2 separate regions of the Homo sapiens genome follow, and region 2 is linked to region 1. Evidence: chromatin loops called from intact Hi-C (ENCODE). Cell type or tissue: endothelial cell of umbilical vein. All regions are shown on one strand. Links, peaks and the distances in the headings refer to the core of each region. The heading gives the core; the rest is flanking DNA.

Region 1 (2,808 bases), core at 164-2,663:
CTCTGTCCCCCAGGTTCAAGCGATTCTCCTGCCTTAGCCTCCCGAGTAGCTGGGACTACAAGCGTGTGCCACCACGCCTGGCTAACTTTTTGTGTGTTTAGTAGAGATGCGGTTTCACTGTGTTGGCCAGGATGGTCTCAATCTCCTGACCTTGTGATCCACCTGTCTTGGCTTCCCAAAGTGCTGGGATTACAGGCGTGAGCCACTGTGGCAGACCTATGTCTTCATTTTTTAGTAGAGACAAGATCTTGCTCTGTTGCCCAGGCTGGAGTGTAGTGGTGTGATCATAGCTCACTGCAACCTCCAGCTCTTGGGATCAAGAGATCTCCCACCTCATCCTCCCATGTAGCTGGGACTACAGGTGTGTGCCACCATGTGTGGCTGATTCTTAAAACTTTTTTTAGAGACAGGGTCTTGCTATGTTGCCCAGGCTGGTCTCCAACTCCCAGACTCAAGCGATCCTCCCACCTCGGCCTCCCAAAGTGCTGGGATTACAGGCGTGAGTCACAGTGTTCAGTCAAAACTGTCTGTTTCAGACTTGCTTGGTCTATTGGGGTCTATTTGGTGAAGTATATTTTCTTAGGAAATTATCCCCTATTTATTTTGTTTAATTATTTGGTAACATAGACCTGTGTAAATAGCTTTTCTTTCCTCTGTTTGATTTTCTCCTAATTTTGTATTTTTTTGTTATTTTGATTAGCATTTTGTTGTCATCAGGTTGGCTAGCAGTATTTTTTGTTTGTTCCATTTTGTTTTAGGTTAGCCAATTGGTTTGCTCATTTTGTTGATTTTTTTTAAAAAGAATCAGCTTAATTAACTTATTAATTTTTGTTTAATTTTTTTCCTTTAAAAATATTTTTATTATACTTTAAGTTCTAGGGTACATGTGCATAACATGCAGGTTTGTTACATATGTATACATGTGCCATGTTGGTGTGCTGCACCCATTAACTTGTCATTTACATTAGGTATATTTCCTAATGCTATCCCTCCTCCCTCCCCCGACCCCATGACAGGCCCCGGTTTGTGATGTTCCCCTTCCTGTGTCCAAGTGCATTTATTAGTTTCTTTCTTTGCTTTATTTGGTTTACTTTATGGGTCTGTTTCTAACTTTTCGAAGGTGTTTGTCTCACATTTTCATTTCTTGAGACTCTTAAATCTGCTGCTTCCTTGCCTCGTGGTTAAAATGTTAACCACAAGGATAATGTTAACCAGCAGCATAAAATGTTACTGCTGAGAATGTTTTTTTTTCCCTCGAAGTGGCTTGCTCTTTTCTCCTGAATACGGAAAGAGACTTTCCCTTTATTGTTCAAGTCAGCAGCTCTATGAGAATGTATGTTATCTTTTTGTTGATAGTTACGGATATATTTTCCTAGTTTCATCATGTGATATTTATTTTATTGCATTGTTTTCAGGATTCCTTTTGTATTCTAATTATACCAGGATCTATGGTTTGGTCTTTCCTTTCCTTTGTTTTCTTTCCATGTATTTCCCTCTGTTTTTATGTTTTCTACATTCTCTTTCCCTTGCTTCACTCCTCATGCTGTCCCCTCACTCCTCTGTCCCCTGTATTTCACTCCTCTTTCTCAAATACTTTTTTCATTTCTTTTTCATCATTTCCTGAACAGTTTTTGTTCTTTCTTTTTTTAGTCTCTTATCATTTAGACATCATTTCTGTGTTTTCTTATTTCTAGTTTTGTGATTCTTTTGGAGCTTCTATTTGTTTAAATTTCTTTTGGTCATGTTGTCATATTCGATTATAGTCTTCATCTGCTTTGAGTGTTTATTTTCTGTTTATACGTTTATGTATTATTTTATTTTTACTTTTATTATTTTTTGAGACAGAACCTCGCTCTGTCACCCAGGCCGGAGTACAGTGGTGCAATCTTGGCTCACTGCAACCTCCACCTTCTGGGTTCAAGCAATTCTCCTGCCTCAGCCTCCTGAGTAGCTGAGATTACAGGCACGCACCACCACACCCGGCTAATTTTTGTATTTTTAGTAGAGATGGGGTTTCACCACGTTGGCCAGGCCAGTCTCAGACTCCTGACCTCAGGTGATTCGCCTGCCTTGGCCTCCCAAGGTTCTGGGATTCCAGGCGTGAGCCACCATGCCCGGCCTATGTATTATTTCATTCATCTTATTCTGTAATGTTTTTACAAGGGCTTCATCATGATCCGTTTGTTTGGTTGTTCTTCTTGTTGTTCACATGAAATGGGAGTTTTTCCCACACATTGGGTAGAGTAGCCTCTGCATATTGTCAGTACGAGGGGTCCCTCCACTGTTGTTATCCTGATGGGTAAACATGGAGCTTTTCTGTGTACCGACCGTCAGGTTCTGAGCTCTGCTGCCTCTGGACTGCTGGCCCAATTATCGAATATTTCTTACCCACTGGCCCCAGTGTCCCTGCCCTACTGAATTGCCATTCTAAACATGGGGCTGTGGTCTGGAAAGGGTTTTTGTTGGGTGTCCTTTGGAGTTTCTAATATTCCATTGCCTCTGATCTTTCTGCAGTTTCTTGGGGACATTGGTAGTCATTTGTTTTTGTTTTGTTCCTTTGTTTTACATTAACCTGCAACTTGCAGCCTACCAGTTTACATTTCTACAAATGTTGCCATTTATTTTAAGGTTCACCTTCTGAGATATCTGCTCAGCATTCCACACGTATTTATTAGTGATTTTGGGGTTTTGGAAATCTACTGGTTTATGGAAGAGGTGGGCATCCTCCATAGCTTCAATGAACAGATTTCAGGATGATTCCAAAATTGTCTGTATCTTCCACAATGTGGCTAGGCTAGTTTTTATAAG
Region 2 (2,808 bases), core at 257-2,756, 60 kb before region 1:
CCAGTCATTTAGTATGTTTTCTCTAATTATGACAATAATCACACATTTATTTATGCATTAGCAAATGGGGATTTAGCATCTATCAGGTGCCAGGTTTTGTGCAAGACAGAATGAATATAACAGAGAACTAAGGAGACATGATCCCTGCTCTCTCAGAGTCCAATGAGCTAGAAAGACATTAATCAACACAAAACCACAAAAAAAAAGAACAAAGGGTTGCAAGTGCAGTGAGAAGTTACTTCCAGATGAGATACAGGCACTTGATCTAATCAAAGATGGTAGCATCTGAACAAAAAACTGAAAAAAGTATTGAATTAAATTGGGTAGAAATAAGAAGGAGATGGAAGAGAACAGGGAGACATTCTTACTCCCATTTTAAAGATAAAGAAACTGAGGGCAAAGAGGTCAACTGACTTGCTCAAATTCACAGAGGAAGTTAGTCGTATTTCAGCTGAAATCCAAAGTGCATACACTATCCCCTACATTTATGGTCATCTGGGAAAATGTGTAGAGGGTTATATGGAAGGGGGAAAACATTTTTCATTCACCCTAAGAAGAGCACTGTACATGCAATCCTTCCTCATGAAATAGAACCATCCAAGAATCATCTGTGGTCCCAGATCCTTAAAATCAGGGATGAGCCATAATAGGATGGGATTTCTCCCTGTCCTTTATATATAAGTAGGTATAAGGGTAAGACCACCACAACACTAGCCTGCTGGAGCAAGAAGACGATGAAGGTCCTCTAATCATAGTACATTTCTGTTTCTACCCCAATCTCCACCCTGTAATAGGGGAGGTTTTGCATGAGGCCCATCTGTGTGTCCCCCCACCCCCCAACCCCTACCCACACAATTTAACCTTTTTCAAATAGCTGATTTTCTGGCCACACTTAGATACAGGTGTGTACACACTGGTGGAGTCTTCTATTGCAAGGACAGACTGGGGACAGGTATGCACAGTTTTGGGAGGCTGTCTGGACAGGTAATTCTGGGGTCTTGGATAACCAAAGTGCGGCTTAGGAAAAAAGGACACAGGTTCTGAGTTGGCAGGTTCCCTAAGTCACATGAACTGCAGCCTGTGGGGGAAGGGCCTGTCTAAAAGAGACAGAATGGGAATTACTAAGTCAGTTGTTCTTAAAGCGTGGTCCATGGACCTGCAGCAACATCAGCATCATTTGGGAACTTATGGAAATGCAACTTCTCAGGCCCCAACCCCAGCTCTAAGGAATCACAGAGTGCATTTGAATAATATCCCAAGATATCTATTTTTACATAATAATAGCTTGAGAAGTTTGCAAAGCACAGGGCTCAGGGCTGACGCCTGAGGGTGCCTGGATCTAAGAGTGGAATTTCCACCCACCTTTAGTACAAATTCTAGAGTTACATTTTATCCTGCCCACGTGTGATAGTACAAGGACATAGGAACAGGCTTTCCTGTCAACATCTAGAAACCTAGTGACTCAGAGAATGTGGTAATGATAGAAGGGAAGTATCTATTCCAAAGCCCAACTAGGAATTTGCAATAAAAACATGGAAGCTTTAATAAATGAGTCATGTATTGTTTACTCCTTGCATATTTTCTGAGGGAAAATTTATTATGAAATAGGGACTTGATATTTGAACATTTTTAATGGATTTAAGTGATTTTTTAACCTGTAGTATTTTCATACAGTGTAGTATTCAATAAGCAATATTCTCTTTAATATATTATTCACCTTTGAAATGAAGTTAGTATGTACTAGGTAACTGAGAGAATATAAATGTTCAGATCATTACATTACTATGACTCAGAAATAATATTCCCAGTCAGTTGAAATAGTTATATTGTGGCTGACTTGGTGACTCAGTCGAAAGTCTTGGATCCACAGAAACTCTGTCAAAATCAAAGGGTAACTTTAAATTTATGCCTTTTAGCATTCTTTTTTTTTTTTTTTAACCAAAGTATTGAATGCCTTGGAAACACCTACTCCTTCCATTTTCCCAGTTTTCAGAACCTCAAGGACGCACATGTGCCAAGAAAGGTCCTGAGTTTCTCACTTCTGCTGGCTGGGGACACAGCAGTAGGTTGGATGCATAATGAAGGGTGCCTGAAAGGACCGGGTGCATCTGGAACTGAATTCAAAAAGATTGAAAACACCCTAGTCCTTGAATGGAGTCCTTCAGTCCTCAGGTTACACAATCAGAGAATTTCAGCCTTCAAGGTATTTTTTAAAGGTTGTCTAGTTCAAAACTAAATTTGTTGATAACATACCGTATATTTGCCAAGTAATTAGGTGGCCTTGGTAAAAAAACAAAAATTAAGAGGACCACATCCTTTTCTGAGAATTGCTTTGAAGGTTTCACCCCTTGGTTCCAGGTCTACTCTAAGAAGACATTTAAAATAATATTCTAGCCACTAGCCTTGAATCAAATATTCAATGATGTAATAGTATATTCCCCAGTCTATATAACCCCCAAACAATTCTACACTTCTTAAAGATAAATATTTTCATTGCCTTCACCTCTTTCTTACGTATTATAACTTCAAGCTTTCAAAACCCTGATTTTCTGAGCATTTTTGCTTTTTCTGGGATGGATGCCTTTTGGAAAGTATGATATATACAACTGAAACCATTCAAGAAGCTGTGGCCTAATGGATGTGGAATAGATCAGTACTTTGAGTATTCTTGTTTCATATGCTATATTTCTCCCAATAAAACTGAAGGTCATATTCACTTTTTTGAATGCCACGTTGTCCCAGTTGTGTGCTTTTAAAAGTGTATTTTTCCCCAAACACAAATTGATATTTATCTTTATTATTTTTCAT

The links. Peaks named below come from ENCODE experiments on the same cell type or tissue, not always from the same donor. Only the 100,000 strongest peaks of a DNase experiment are listed, where the experiment ranks them.
Region 2: it touches region 1 in a loop (5-fold over the local background); 6 of 110 quality-filtered maps call a loop at or near these places.

The regions. Positions count from the first base shown.
Region 1 is chr13:101,389,112-101,391,919 of GRCh38, reverse strand. The region is part of intron 3 of NALCN (sodium leak channel, non-selective); the gene reads left to right. Among named protein-coding and RNA genes, the nearest start is that of NALCN, 26 kb to the left of the region's middle. In endothelial cell of umbilical vein, for the core only: no CTCF peak of the experiment used is centred there; a DNase peak (open chromatin) is centred at 1,329; H3K27ac peaks cover 1,587 bases.
Region 2 is chr13:101,449,214-101,452,021 of GRCh38, reverse strand. No RefSeq gene overlaps it. Among named protein-coding and RNA genes, the nearest start is that of ITGBL1, 2.1 kb to the left of the region's middle. RefSeq lists an enhancer at 1,103-2,302. In endothelial cell of umbilical vein, for the core only: no CTCF peak of the experiment used is centred there; DNase peaks (open chromatin) are centred at 1,481 and 1,831; H3K27ac peaks cover 2,500 bases.